Regions from separate parts of the Homo sapiens genome. Here region 2 is linked to region 1. Evidence: chromatin loops called from intact Hi-C (ENCODE). Cell type or tissue: right lobe of liver. All regions are shown on one strand.

Evidence for each region. A loop is a pair of places that touch in the nucleus more often than their neighbours do. Peaks named below come from ENCODE experiments on the same cell type or tissue, not always from the same donor. Only the 100,000 strongest peaks of a DNase experiment are listed, where the experiment ranks them.
Region 2: it touches region 1 in a loop (2.2-fold over the local background); 63 of 110 quality-filtered maps call a loop at or near these places.

The regions. Positions count from the first base shown.
Region 1 is chr2:74,247,114-74,255,113 of GRCh38, reverse strand. SLC4A5 (solute carrier family 4 member 5) reads left to right here. Exons shown (of 31, transcript NM_133478.3): 14 at 408-495; 15 at 1,986-2,140; 16 at 2,726-2,935; 17 at 4,597-4,771; 18 at 6,628-6,761; 19 at 7,807-8,000. Among named protein-coding and RNA genes, the nearest start is that of MTHFD2, 52 kb to the right of the region's middle. RefSeq lists enhancers at 4,533-4,592, 4,643-4,812. In right lobe of liver, a CTCF peak has its summit at 4,831 (motif pointing left); a DNase peak (open chromatin) is centred at 4,793.
Region 2 is chr2:74,341,365-74,349,364 of GRCh38, reverse strand. It overlaps SLC4A5 (solute carrier family 4 member 5), which reads left to right and starts at 5,949. Exons shown (of 31, transcript NM_133478.3): 1 at 5,949-6,009; 2 at 6,831-6,907. In right lobe of liver, no CTCF peak of the experiment used is centred here; no DNase peak of the experiment used is centred here.

The DNA.
Region 1 (8,000 bases):
CGCAGTGGCTCATTCCTCTAATCCCAGCACTCTGGGAGGCCAAGGCGGGTGAATTGCTCGAGCCCAGGAGTTGGAGACCAGCCTGGGCAGCATGGTGAAACCCTGTATCTACTGAAAATACAAAAAATTAGCCGGGCTTGGTGGTACACGCCTGTAGTCCCAGCTACTCAGGAGGCTGAGGTGGGAGGATCACTTGAGCCTAGGAGGTGGAGGTTGCAGTGAGCCAAGATTGCGCCACTGCACTCCATGCAGCCTGGGTGATGGAGCAAGACCCTGTCTCAAAAAAAAAAAAAAAATGCATACTGTTCAGGGCCAGAGAATTCTCTTCACTTGCTTCTGTTTTTCCTTCTCACTTTCATGCTCCTCTTCCTTAATCTTCTCTGTCTCCTCCTCCATCTTCTTTGCAGATTTCTGTTTATACTACTGGGACCTTCTGGGAGAGCAAAATCCTACAATGAAATTGGCCGTGCCATTGCAACCCTCATGGTAGATGATGTAAGTGGTAACCAGAAGCTTGTACTCCTGAATTTTACAGCTCCTGCACCAAGCACTGCACCTTCATTCATTAACTTATCCAGCCAGCACATTTGAGCACCTACTGTGTACCAGGCACTACATAGGATGCTAAAGATTATGAGAATCAGGGAATAGTCATTGTCCTTTAGGAGAACCAATCAAGTGTGAGGGACAGATTGATAATTGTAAAACTAACCATGTGCTAGCTGCCCAGGGGGTCAAGGAGGGCTTCACAGATGAGGGGGCTTTAAAGCTAAGGAGGAGCAGGAGGAAGGTAGACCCAGCACCAGGCTGTGAGGCAAGCATTCCAAACAAAGGAAATGGATCAGGCTCAGAGAAGCTGGATGGAGGTGGTTTGATATAGGCTCAGTGTAAGAGCTTCAAGGGCAGGAGGTAATACTGGAGAGGTGAGCCAGAGACTACACAGAGCCTGTAAGCAGAGCTGAGTCACACTCTGTCCCCAGAGTGATGGGGAGCCTAGAGGACTTTAACTCTTTTTCCGTTTGTGCCAAGAATACTCACTGGCGGTGCTTGCGGCTGCAGGCTTTACCCTGAGATAACTTTTCCCCACGAAATGTCTCACTTTTATTATTATTTTTGCATTGCTCTTATATGTTGACTTTGGAAACAAAAGACATCATTCTACTTAAAGCATTCTGTTTTTAGTTGTGGCATTTCCATTTACAAAATACACTAACTCTCAATCATTGAAAATATCAAATCCTAGAAAACTAGCATTCCTACGAGTGATGCTAACATCATTCTCGAACAGTTTTTGGCCTAAGATTCATTTGATGAATCCAGTGTTTCCAAAATAGATGATTCTGATCATTCCAATGATTCCAATGTTAGTTCTTTTTAGAAATAATTCTAAGAATAATTTTTATATTGCATTTTCACATTGAAAATCAGTCAGATTTGCTTCGGCCTCAAAGAGTGTGTTTATGTAAAATTAAATGAGTGCTGGCAGTGAGCTGCACTTTTTTTTTTTGCCTAAATGGGAAAGGGTTAAATGTGAGCATAGTCCCATCGAATCTGTAAGTCAGAAAGCACACTCTGGAGACAGTGTGAAGAACACGGCCTGAGCCTCCAAGGGCGAAGGGCTGGAAGTAAAAAATGGTTATGAAATATCTGAGCTCCTTGGACTGGGCTCTACAAAGGTTTTCTAATATGTATGATGTGTGGAAAACTGAAAACAGAAAGGTTAAGTAACTTAACCGAAGTCCTACAAGCAAGAATATGGAGACCTGGCCTTCAGATCCAAGAGAGGCTGTCTTCCCCCAGTGCCTGCTGTGTCCCATTGTGCCATATTTTACCAATGTACTATAGTCTCATTCCAAAAACTGAGAGTGAGTTGGCAGTGGGAGATGTGGTTCAAAGGGATTCCTTTAAAAACTAGATGTGATATGCTCCCAGGCATTTCAGAAACAGACCCGATCTTTCTTTTCTCCCTCCTCTCTCCTCGCCAGCTCTTCAGTGACGTGGCCTACAAAGCCCGCAATCGGGAAGATCTGATCGCAGGAATTGATGAATTTCTGGATGAGGTCATCGTCCTTCCTCCTGGAGAATGGGACCCAAATATCCGGATTGAGCCCCCCAAGAAGGTGCCCTCTGCTGACAAGAGGTGTGTATGAGAATGGGCAGTAGGGAGAGAAAAAGGAGGCTTCAACTCTGTCGGTATCATTTTATTTCTCTTTAAAATACATCTGAGGCTCAGCATAGTGGCTCATGCCTGTAATCTCAACACTTTGGGATGCTGAGGCAGGTGGATCACTTGAGCCCAGGAGTTTGAAACCAGCCTGGGCAACATAGTGAGATCTTGTCTCTACAAAACAAAAATCAAATTAACTGGGCATGGTGGCATGCACCTATAGTCCCTGCTACTCTGGAGGCTGAGGCAGGAGGATTGATTGAGCCCAGGAGGTCAAGGCTGCAGTGAGCTGTGATCATGCCACTGTACTCCAGCCTGGGCAACAGAGTTTGACCCTGTCTCAAAATAATGTTTAAAATAAGTTTAAAAATAATAAGATATATCAGAAACAAATATGGCTAAATGTGAACATTTGTAAAATCTAGGTGACCTGCGTGTGGATATTGTTAGACAATTTTCTGCATTTTTGTCTGTCTTTTAAGATATTTCATAATTTTGGTTGGAGAGGTGAGGGGTGCTCTGGGGGACCCACTCTCCTTCATCCCCCTTCTCTTCCAGGAAATCTGTGTTCTCCCTAGCAGAGCTGGGCCAGATGAATGGCTCTGTGGGAGGAGGCGGCGGAGCTCCTGGAGGAGGCAATGGAGGTGGTGGTGGTGGTGGCAGTGGCGGCGGGGCTGGCAGTGGCGGGGCCGGCGGAACAAGCAGCGGGGATGATGGAGAGATGCCAGCCATGCATGAAATCGGGGAGGAACTTATCTGGACAGGAAGGTGCCCACCCCAGGCCTCCCAGTGACCCTGCTGTCCTTTAGACTTCTCCCTTCTCAGCTGCCCTCTAGGGACTTTTCCCAACCATGGTCTGTAGTGCCCACTCGAGGTCACCCCTGCCTTCTTTCCCTCCCAGAGCCCTTGAACCCCATCATGGATCCCCAAAAGGTTGCCTCAGGAGAGGGGAATTTGAGACCCATACAAGAGGAGAGGAACCCAAACTTTTCTCTTAGATATCCTTTGGTGCCTGTTTCCTGGGTCTGCTGTAACAAAGTACCACAAACTAGGTGGCTTAAAACCACAGAAGGTTACTCTCCTGCAGTTCTGGAGGCCAGGAGTTCCACAGCAGGTGTTGGCAGGACCACCGTGCTCCCTGAGGCTCCAGGTGGAATCCTTCCTGGCCTCCTCCTGGCTTCTGGTGGTGGCCAGCAGTCCTTGGTGTTCCTGGCTGGCAGCCGCATCACCCCCGGCTCTGCCTCTCCACCACATGGCCTCCTGTGTGTCTGTCTTCACAGAGCACTTTCCTCTTTGTGTATGGACCCCAGTCATGTTGGAATAGGGCCCACCATAATGACTTAATCTAAACTGGATTACATTTGCATAGGTGTTACATAGATGTTAGGACCTTAATATATCTTTTGGGGGGACACAACTCAATAACAGTACCTTTTTTAAAACTTAATTTACCTATTCAAAAACTTTTTTTTTTTTTAAAGAAAATAAGAGAAAGTTCTCCTGGCCTGGGTTTCTTTTCCAGCTCTTGGAGTCATTCAGGTTGATCTAGATTTAGGAAAGGATGTGGCCTTGAAAATCTACATATAAATCATGACTTTGAGAATGAAGTCATGTTTTATATGCCCTTGGCTTTATACCAGTGGTTCTCACTGTAAGCAGCTTTGGCCCTCCTTAGTCCCCCTACCCCCGAGCCCAGGGAATTTGGCAATGTCCAGAGACATTTTTGCTTGTCACAACCGGAGAGGGGAGATGCTACTCGCATCTAGTAGGTAGCTGCTAAACATCCTGCAGTGCATGGGACAGCCCCTGCAGCAAAGGAGTATCCAGTCCAAAATATCAGCAGAACTGAGGTTGAGAAACTCTGCTCCATGCTAAGGACTGCATTAGGGGCTATGGGAATAGCAATCCCAGTAAACAGTGTCTCCAAACCTAAAATCTTCCACTCAGCTGTTCCAGATAGCAAAATCAAAAAACAAACAAATACCAACCAGTTATAAGGTTTAGGATCTGTTCTTAATGAATCTGTTATAATCTGGGATGCTTCTGTCACCGAAAGTTAGACACTCCTGTGTTCACCAAGAGCAGGCACCCTGCAGATGGTCAGGGATGTGAGGAGGACCACCATCTGTGGACCCCAGGACTTCCATTCTCCATGGAATGTTAGGTCTACCCCAGGACATATTCCCATCAGACTTTCCCTCTCCAAAACCCTCTATGTCCACCCTTCCCAATGTGGGTGGTGCCAACCACAAACTCAGTCCTACAGGAATTCATCCCTGGCCCTAAATGTTCTGGTGGAAAGATCTTTGCCCCATCCACCCTGGTCAAGTTCCTTTCCTCGCCCCAGACTCTGCAAGTTCTTGTAAATAGCCCTGCCCCTGCACTGGTGTTAGTGGTGAGAAAGCAGCCCCTGGGCCTGTCTTGAGCAGGTTCTTCGGTGGCCTGTGTCTGGATATCAAGAGGAAGTTGCCCTGGTTCCCAAGTGACTTCTATGATGGCTTCCACATTCAGTCCATCTCTGCCATCCTATTCATCTACCTCGGCTGTATCACCAACGCGATCACCTTTGGTGGGCTTCTGGGGGATGCCACCGACAATTATCAGGTGTGTGCGAGCCGGTGCCCTGAGTGTAAAAGTAAGATCTGCCGCCACCTGGTGGCAGCAGGAAGCTTCATCCTGTAATCCCAAAACCAAGGTTTCATCTACCATCCAGGTTGAGGCCATCACTATTTGTAATCCTTTACGCTTCAAGTAATAATAATATAATAAGACAATATTAAAAGATCTGAAGCTAAATCTCATTACTAAAGACCAAACTTAATGATTATTTAAATAGGTCAAACCGTTAAGGGGAATCATCTGCTGTGTTATTTGGTACTTTTCCCACTGATGCTGGAGTGAATTTAATCAGCACAATTAATGGAGTGCTAATTGTGGCCTTCTCCCCACACTTTTTAAAAACTAACCTTGAATTCTTAGTTTGGAGTTAAGACATTTTTAGAAGGATGGTAAGCTGTTGCCATGACAACAACTCAGGCCTCCCTGGGGAAAACAGCTCAGCAGACACCTGCCAATCTCCTAGGCAAGGGTCTTCTCCAATGGAGGCCTTCAAAGTAGAGCCATTGGAAAGCTCAGTACCCCAAGGAGAAGACCCATTTGTCAAGCTGCCTTTTGGGCATGTCCACATGGCTGCCCCTCAGGATTCCCCATGGCTGCCCCTCAGGATCCCCCAGTTCACACAGCTGACATTGCGTCCCTTATCTTCCCTCCTGACGTGCTGCTCCCTGCCCTTCCCCAGCACAGCAGGTGATACCGTGGTTCACCCAGCTGTCTACACCGGAAACTAAGCATTATCCTTGACTCATAAGTCCCAGCTGCCCCATGTGGCCCTCACCACATGGCCCTACCTGGCTCTCACGCCTCATCTCCCAGCATTCTCTTTCTCAGCATTCCTACCCTCCCCAACCATTCTACATTCTGTTTTCCATCAATCCTGATCATCTTTTGGTTCTTCAAGTACATGCTGTTTTTCAGCTCCAGACCTTTTAGACACTATTCCCTCTTCCTGGGACACTGTTTCTTATCACTCCACTTAACCCTATTCCCCTGGCCAATTCTCTGCTCATTTTTTGGATCTCAGCTTCCACTTATCTACTTCTAGGGAGGCCTTCCTGACTACATCTTTACCTCTACTGCGTGCTCCTGTGGCACCCTAAACCTATCCCAGCACACCTCTTGGCAGTGGCTCTCAACCAGGGACAATTTTCACCCCAGGAGACATTTAACAATATCTAGAGACAGTTTTCATTGTTATAACTGGGAGGAGGGTTCCTACTGGTATCTAATGTGTAGAGGCTGTGGATGCTACTAAACACACTACAATACACAGGACAGACCCTCCACAGCAAAGAATCATCTAGCCCAAAATGTCCATTGTGCCGAGGTTGAGAAACCCTGCTATATGGGAATTGCCTGGTTACTTACCTGTGTCTCCCACTGGAATGAAGATATGTTATCTTGTTCAGTGATGGGTTCTCAATACCTTTCACAATGCCTGGTACACAGCAGACACTCAGCGGACTTTGAATAAATGAATGATCTGACCTCTAAAAGCACCAAACAGATGTTTAGATGAATGAATAATCAGATGGATAAATGGGCTGTCCTCTGGGAGTAGAATGGACACAGAGAAAAGCACATCCACTGTTTTCTAGGCCCTGGGTGCCAGAAGGAAGTCACATGGTACCTTTATCTAGATGGAATTAAACAGAGTGACAATGGCCATGGTGGCAAGTTGTGGAGGGTGTAGGAGATGGAGAACAGGATTTAGGGAGGAAAGGGCCCAGAACGAAGGATAAACACTGTGGCCTGGGCCCGTGGAGAGATCGCTGGGGCTGCAGCCTGTGTGGAGAGACCGCTTCTCCTTCCTATGCTGAACCACACATTCCTTGTGCCCCCAGGGAGTGATGGAGAGCTTCCTGGGCACTGCCATGGCTGGCTCCTTGTTCTGCCTCTTCTCGGGACAGCCTCTCATCATTCTCAGCAGCACGGGGCCCATCCTCATCTTTGAGAAGCTCCTCTTCGACTTCAGCAAGTAGGTGTCCCTTGGTGGCCCCCAGTGCCTGCTCTCGCATTTGGGGCAGTATGCTGGGGCTAGGGCAGGGGAATAGGTCCCAAGGGTAGGTGGTGGTGCGGTGGTGCCAAAGCCATCTTTAACTATGGGAAGGGCTACCAGGTGGCCCCTCCTGACTCCTGCCAGCTACCTGCCTTTAAGACATCTTAGTGCATATTGGCACAGCCCATAGGGACCAGCCACGACAAGAGGAGAAAATTCACACCACTCAGTTTGTGAGCAATGGTGACTTGATAGGCAGTATAGTGTATGAAGTCTTGGGCTGAAGGTCAGAAGGTTACACCCAGACCCAGGCAGCTCCCATCACTACTCCAGGCTCAGTTGCCTCCTCTACAACATGAGGGTTTGGACCAGACCATTTCCAAGGGCTGCTCCAACCCTGTTCTTCCAAAATTCCCTGTTTTTCACTCACTCTGGTGTCTGTTACCAACTGTGAGCACTGAGATGTCTTGGCACCTTCCTGCCTCCTCCATAAGATCTTTAAAAAAAATTTTTTTTTGGCCGGGCGTGGTGGCTCACACCTGCAATCCCAGCACTTTGGGAGGCTGGGGCGGGCGGATCACCTGAGGTCAGGAATTTGAGACCAGCCTGGCCAACATGGTAAAACCCCGTCTCTACTAAAAATACAAAAATCAGCCAGGCGTGGCGGCGGGTGCCTGTAATCCCAGCTACTTAGGAGGCTGAGGCAGGAGAATCACTTGAACCAGGGAGGCAGAGGTTGCAGTGAGCCAAGATCACGCCATTGCAGTCCAGACTGGGTGACAGAGAGAGACTCTTTCTCAAAAAAAAAAAAAAGTTCTTATAAAGATGAACACTGGACCCCCATGAAATCTCAAAGATCAGACAACTCTGCCCAAGAATTGTCCCTGTCCCCAGTCTTTCACAGTCCCTGGGAGGGCATCAGTGCCACAGGAGGACAGATAAGCCACTTAAGGATGAGTCTGAGGAGTCAAGCACAGCCAGGAGCCCTGGGCTGGAGGCCCCTCACCTCCCCTCTGCCTTCCAGAGGCAATGGCCTGGACTACATGGAGTTCCGCCTCTGGATTGGCCTACACTCAGCTGTCCAGTGCCTTATCCTAGTGGCCACAGATGCCAGCTTTATCATCAAATATATCACCCGCTTCACCGAGGAGGGCTTCTCCACCCTTATCAGCTTCATCTTCATCTACGATGCCATCAAGAAGATGATCGGTGCCTTCA
Region 2 (8,000 bases), 94 kb before region 1:
TGATTTAATGTACTTTAAAGACTACGTTATTACTAATGGTTTAGTGTTCCCTGCCCTTGACAGAGACACAAGGAGAAAAGTGTTCACTCTCCCTGAGTGCTTAGACTACTATTTGACCCTTTCTAGAAGACAAGGGAATTCAGATAGGGCAGACTGTCCTCCCTCAGAGATTGGAGTTTTAGTTACCTACATATTTGACAGCCAAAGACACTTGATTTGGAAAGATCCTTGGCTGGGCCCTCTAGCTGCAGCCATGGCTAGTTAAGTTTCCACAGAGAGTACAAGCCAGGCTTGCCTTGCCAGAAGAGACCCTTCTGATCTTTGTAGAAAAGATCAGCCCAGGACTGGCCATCTGGCAGGTAATCAGGACCTACTCAAACAATTGAGCAAGGAACAATAGGTGGAACTGAACCCTCATGAACTCATGGAGTAAACTCTAAGCCTCAGTGAACAAAATCTGAGATAAATCACTTGTAACTCATCTTGGTATTCCTTTGTAAAAAGCAAAAAGCAAAGGATAGACTATGCATTTGACAACATAGAACTGAAAACCTAGATATATATTTAAATTTAAAAAAATGTAAACACACATTTTAAGAAGTGAATTTTTAAAAACGCAAAAAGAAACACTTAGATTAACAAATGATAAAACATGACCACACCATTTTACAAAATTTTTATACTTTTTTTTTTTTGAGACAGAATCTCGCACTGTCGCCTAGGCTGGAGTGCAATGACGCAATCTCGGCTCACTGCAACCTCCGCCTCCCAGGTTCAGGTGATTCTCCTGCCTCAGCCTCCCAAGTAGCTGGGTTACAGGCTCACAACCACCACCCCCGGCTAATTTTTTGTATTTTTAGTAGAGATGGGGTTTCACTATGTTGGCCAGACTGATCTTGAACTCCTGACCTTGTGATCCACCCGCCTTGGCCTCCCAAAGTGCTGGGATTACAGGCGTGAGCCACTGCACCTGTCCAGTTTTTATACATATTAACATAGTGATATTGGAAATTCATTTTTCAGTGGAAAAAAAATGCTCTCTATTTTGGAAAGTAGGTAGTTGGGCTCCTGTTTTAAATGAAGACATGTTATCTGAAAAATTAACATGCTGTGTAAGTTCAGTGAGGAGGCAAGGGGAGTGAAGAAGGGTGAAGAGACCAGAACATACCCATTCCACTACCAGTGGACATTTGGGTTGCTTCCGAGTTCAGGTACCTCCAAACCATGCTATATAAATATCCTCCCTTGTTCATGTGCTTTGGCACGCATATGCAAAAGTTTCTGTAAGGAGTTAAATTGCTTCGTCATTCCTTATGAGTATTTTCATCTTTATTAAATATTGCCACATTGTTTTTGCAGAGTGGCTGTACTGGTTTACAGCCTCATCAGCAGGATAGGTCCCCTTGGCGGGATTCCAGTCTGCCCCTTTGGGGAGGAGGGTGTAGCAGGGAGAGAAATAAGGCTGGCAAGGAATGAGAAAGCCAGGCAGGAGAACACCATTAGTGCCAATCCAAGGAGTTCAGACTGTATTTGACTGCATTGGGAAGCTACTGGCAATTCTGGAACAGGGAACAAAATGCAAAAACAGGGTTTTGGGAAGGTTAGTCTTTAAAGCTGTCTCTTGGTTTGTGTTGGCAGTTGGTAGTGATAGTGGTGGGGTTGACTTAGGCCAGCAGCAGGACTCAAGCTCACAGGAGAGAGATCTGTAGGGTGACAGCACAAAGGGGACAGTGAGCACATCCCTGGGGGCAGAAAACCAGAGCATCCCAGATCTCCCAACTCTTATCCTTAAATAATCCAGTTAGACACACACACTGCTAGTAGGTGTGTGAAGTGCTACAGCCACTCTGGAAAACAATGTGGCCGTATTTAACAAAGATAAATATGCACATACTGAATGGCCCACAAGTTGTAAAATATACCAAGCAAAACAAACAGGAAAAAAAAAAGAGGAAAGAATTGTCAATAACACCAGATGTAATAGAGAGGTCTATCAAGCAAAGATCTGAAAAGTGTCCACTGTCTAATTGTCCACTTGGCAATTAGAAGTTTGATGATGAGCTTTGCCACAGAAATGTCTGTGACCAGTAAGGAGCAGAAATCAGAACACAGTGGTTTGAGGGATGAGTGAGTGGTAAGAAAGGGAAACTGGGCACGGGGCCTACTATCAGGTTGGTTGGCTGAGAACAGACTCAAGCACATAGAAACATCAGTATGTGATCAAGCAGGATGGGTCCCCTCGGCTGGATTTCAGTCTGCCCCTTTGGGAAGGAGGGTGTAGGATGGTGGGTACAGGGTACATAATTTTACAAATGGTGATTTAACACTTGGGAAAAACAAGTTAAATCCTCATATTACACCATATACCAAAGTCCAGATGGATTGAATATTTAAATATACAAAGCAATACCGGAAAAGAACTAGAAGAAAATTTAGAACATACAGATTTTCTATATAAAGAAAATTTATTTTGTATATAAAGTTGGGGATGGCTAAAACTTTTCTAAGATTGACAACAAAACTAGAAACCTTAAAGAATAATATGGATAAATTTGACTTTATTAAAATACACACACACACACATCGTATTAAACCTTCCTGTAAGAAAAAGAAAAAGACTGCAAACAAAATTGAATGACAAATGACAAACAGAAAAATATCTATAATTGGGAGGCCGAGGCGGGAGGATTTCTTGAGCCTAGGAGTTTGAGGTTTTAGTGAGCTGTGATCGCGCCACTGCGTTCCAGCCTGGGTGACAGAGCAAGACCCTTTCTCTAAAAACAAAGAAAAAGAAAAATATTTATAACATAAATAAGTAACTTTTACAAATAAATAGGAAAAAGAAGCTGGGAGTGGTGGCTCATGCCTGTAATTCCAGCACTTTGGGAGGCTGAGGCAGGTGGATCACTTGAGGCCAGAAGTTTGAGACCAGCCTGGCCAACATGGCGAAACCCCATCTCTATTAAAAATACAAAAATTAGCCTGACATGGTGGCGCATGCCTGTAATCCCAGCTACCTGGGAGGCTGAGGCATGAGAATCACTTGAACCTGAGAGGCAGAGGTTACAGTGAGCTGAGATGGTGGCCAGTGCACTCCAGCCTGGGTGATAGAGTGAGACTCCATCTCAAAAATAAATAAATAAATAAATAAATAGAAAAAAGAAACACATCAATAGAAACATAGATATGAATAGGAAATTCACAAAAAATACACTTACCAAGTTAAATCAACCTTAAGTAAAAAATTCGTTCAAGATTGTAAAGTGAACTGTTAACATTTACTTCTCTTTCCTCCCTAAGTCCAACTGGAACTACATTTTTTAAATGAAAAAAAGTAAAGTATGCAACCTCATGAGAGAACTTGAAAAAAAAAAAGTAAAAAGGAAAAATATCCAAAGCAAAAAAAAAAAAAAAAAAAAAGCATTCCAAAGCAGTGCTGGAATACGAGGAGGGGTTTACAGTATACTTCTTTGGACCTGACGCCTAGCACTTTTCCCTTCTGAGAGAAAATCTGCCATCCCCACTTTAGTCGCCTGGTTCATGTGGGAAACTGAGGCTTAGAGACAGCAGAGCTGGGGAGTGGCAGCAGGATATTGTGGCAGGTGGTGGCAGTCGGGGACTTCAGGCTGTGGTCTCACACCGCCACACTGCCTTTCCCTTTTCTCACAGAGAACATTCAAATGGCTGTCTTTCTCTGGCAAGGTAGAAAGCCTCTCAAATAAGTAAGGAACATGCTTTGGTTAACAGCTAACGAGGCATTAGGTCTGGACAGGGAGACAAGCAGTGCAGCAGCCAAATCCCAGTGGACACTAGACACGAGGAAGAAAGCACGGTGCTGCCAGGGCAGGTCCTCCTCCCTCCTTCCTCCTTCCTCCATTAGGAGGATTCCTGAGCCTGCAAACCTGTTCCCTTTGTGCATCCTGGAGGGACAGCCCCTGCCCCATACCTTCCAATACCCTCACCAAACCAGATGAAGCTCACCCTCAAATTCCTGTGTGAAGTGAGAGACAAAAAAACCCCAAACCTGAAGTGTCTGAAATAAATGTCCAAATTATTTGAACAAAACCTGGGTAGGTAGAAACCAAAGGGTTTCACTTGAATGCTTGGCAGTAACGTCTCAACTGGTCTTTCCACCTGTGCTACAATCCACTGTGAAGTCCATTATTCCATTCTTGTACCAAGTCCCCTTCCACATTCCTTTCACTTCAGACATGTTTGCTGATGTTTACACCTCTCCATAGACTACCCAGCCTATCGTCGCATGCCCAAAGCTTTATTTCCCCAAACCTGCCCTGTGCCAGGGAAACTGCTCTCCAGTTCTCAGGATATTTATGCTATGTTCTCCCACCTCTTATGTCTATATTTTTTGTGGCTTCTTCCCTCTGCCTCAGATACCCCTTGGTAGTTCTACTGTTCTAAATCCTACCCCTATCCTATCCCTTCACTGCATCTCCAAGGCCATTTTCTCCACAAAGCTTTTCTTTAACACATGGGGCTGGTAGGTAAGCCATGAACATTTGTGGAACAAGGTAATCCTCCAAACAAGGGTGATTTTTCTTTCACTGAACCCTTCCCTCCCTTTGTGCTTCTTTTTGGAGCCTCACACTCTTCTGAATTTGTTGAATCCCCAACCAGCTGGAAATTCCCTAAGGCCCGAAACTGTTTCTGGCCTAGGCTGTGCTGATCTTCCTGGGACTAAGGGGTTTCCTGGGTCACAGATCTTCTGTGCTAAAACCAGGAAAGCCTCTGGTGACCCAGCATGTGTTGATCTCCCTAGTCTTGCCTGTCTTTGATTCCATGGATTATTAACAGAAACTATAATGTTGGGTTAATGTGTTGGCTTGGGCATGGCCTCCGAAACATGTTTTTTACATGTCTGCCACCAGCAGGCTCTAGATCCAGGAATGAGGCTTTTCCACTAAGGGAAAACTCCACGTGATCTAGGAAGAAAGTGAGGATATCCAACCAGATGATAAATTTCCTATCTGAAAGAGAAGGTCAACCCTGAAATAAGGAGGCTGAAGACCCTTAGAGAAGCCACAGAAGAGACTGGAAGAAGAGGGGTAGAGTTGCTTTTTTAATGGGGCTTCCAGCTCCTACTTTTCTTCCTGTCTGTAAGTCTCTGAGCTTCTGTTCCAGCTCTGTAAGGTTGGGGACGAGAATGCTCTCCCCACTGGACTGTTGAGAGTTCAATGAGGGGAAATGTGTGCATATACCAGGCCCCATGCTGGGTGCCCAGAGACGCTGCGCCTTCCTGGCATGCTTCTCTTCCCCATCGCTCAGCACCGCGTCCCTCACTCCCTCCACTCCCGATTCTCACTTCCTACTCACTGGCTTCTTCCTTCCCATCTTCCTCCAAACTTCCCATTTTCCACTATGTCTCTCTCACCGTATCTTTTTCACTTAAACAAAAATGGAATTCATAAAAACAGAGGCCAAAAGTCAGGATAAACCTGGAAAAATCACCAAGTACGCAAAGTTTTTCTTGCAAGGTTTGGTTTTTTCAAATGCCTTCTTTGTTTTCCTTGCCCATATCCTTCTTCGGAGAGTCAGGATTTGGGGTTTGCAGAGCTGTGTGGCAGTGGAATGTGGAATGTTCTCCTGAATCTCAGTCCCATGAAGAAAAGAGGCAAAAGTCCTGACATCTTTCCTGAGGATTGTCTGATTTAAAAGAGCTGATTCTCCCCAGGCAAATGACTTACCTTTGTTGTGCTGGGACAAGCTGAACAGGCAAGGAATAAACCTCCCTAGAACACACTGATTAGATTAGCCAGTGAGAACCACTGAAGACGCAGACATTAGATTAAAAAACAGAAAAATGAATGTTACTTTTACAGTGGCTATGAATAGACAAAGACTTTTTGGTTTGAAAATAGTTGGTGAGGCAATAGAGGAGGGGCTATGTTAATAGCAGAGATAGAAAAAACGAGAGGTGGATGGTTCCAACTGCAAGGTCCACCCTAAAGGAATTGGAGTCAGGGCCCAGGAGCCACAGGCCACTGCACTGGGGTAAGTAGAGTGGATTTTACATAAATAAAGTTACAGAGTGGTTGTAGGTTCTGGTTTGGAGATGTGAGTGAACCAACTGAATAGAATAGGCAGATTCCCCAGCCCACCAAGAGTCAGATGAGAATTTTATTGCTTTTTGCTAAAGGCCTGTACAAGACTTAGAGCAAAGATAAGGAGTAACCTGATTGTTGAAACTAATCTATAAGTATTCCAACATAGCAAAGGACAAGTAACGGAATGACGAGGTTTTCCTGTAGTAGTGTTGCGATTTTGTTCTGCTGTGTCCCCCTACTCCAGTTTCCTCTGTGAGGGGAGCGTGTAGTGTGTGCATATCTGTGGAATGTCAGACTTCTAAAGTCAGGGGCTGAGACCTATATCTAGTTAGACCTCTGTGCATATTCTTGAGCCATGGGAGTCTCAGTGGTTGATAGTACTTCACACTTCTTCCAGTTCAATAAGGGTTACCTATGGTGTCTCCTCTGAGTCTCCTAGGAGTCCAGAAAACATGAGACTTGTATAAGAATCCACACTTCAACTAAGCTTTCTGGCCCAAAGAAGGCATTGTTACCAAGGATCTGTTTCTTGAGGTCTTTAGGGAGTGAGAGGGAAGGAACGCATGAGGAACCAGAGCTAGTCCCCATCTCTCTCCCTAGAAGTGACAGACTGCATAGCTCTTATGTATCAGGAGTCCTGGAGATCAGCTGGCTTTCCTTAAAAAAGGGTCATCCAGCCGTGATGAAATCCTGACTTAGAAACCCAGTGCCCTTAGCTTTGTGGGCTTCTGTCCCTGAGAAATGGTGTTTTACCCTCCCTCCAAGCAGGCATCCCAGGATTTGGAATTCAGCTGTGAGCTCATGAGCTGATGGATGTTTCCAGGAGTACCCTGAAGACCACCCAGGTATGCTCTCCCCACCTCCTTTATTTTGGATGGACCAGTCTAAGGAGAGTCATCTTTTCCCACACCATTGGTGGCACTCAGTGAGTGGCTTGTTGCTTGACTGAATGCCTGCCCACACCCTCTCCAGTCAAGTTTATCTTGAGTAACTAAACACTTAGCAATGGAGACACTCATACATCTCCACTGCACTAGAAGTAGGGATGGTGGCCATGCCAACAAAGGAGATAACTTTAGCACAAAGGATGTCACAAGAAACAGATAGTAGAGTGTGTTCTCCAGTGTTATCATTTCCCAAACCAGAATCAACTGGTCTTGGGTTTCCTTCCCTCATCCTTCATCTGTAGAAAACTTTGTTTCTTGAGCTACTTCAGATCTACTTCCCTATCTTAAGAGGTGGGCTATGTGCTTCTTCTGCTAATTTATTATCTCAGAAGTACATAATTTGAGCAATTTTATATAGTTTTGAGGACAGGAGCCCTGTAAGAGTCTCTTACTCAGAAATGGATTCAGCTTGGTTTGAGGTTTAATAGGTCATTGCAATGCTCCCTTCTGGTATCACAGGACATAAGCTGGGTTGGGCGGAGTCCCCCTTTTGTGTCTTAGCCTTCCTCTCCTTACTCCAGAGTAAGAGCAGCCCTGATGGAAAAACAAAATTACCATCCATGCCTACTTCATTTCTGCCCCTCTTACTCTAAGTCTGGGCAATCCGCAACATCTTTTTATATTGGACTTCCTAGATCACAGACTCTTTTTTTAGGAAGAGTCAATTCAAGCCACCCAGGACTTATGATCCCTTGCTCTGTGTCGGGCACAGTGTGAGCACAGTAATGGCATGGGCTGCCTGATGTGGGGCAGTCCCTCTTGGTCAGCAATTCACTCAGCAGCCATCTCAGTGCCCCCTGTGTAAATTTGAGGCACTTTGCCAGGCTGTGGGAACAGTGTGGGGTTAAACAGCACATGGTCCTTGCCCTCAGAAAGCTTAAAATCCAAAGTCAGATACAAGGTTATTTAACAGATGCGTGTTAATTAACAATTAAAGCTAATGTGCACTGTTCCATTGAACAAACATGACTTATGTGGTAAAATCAGAAAG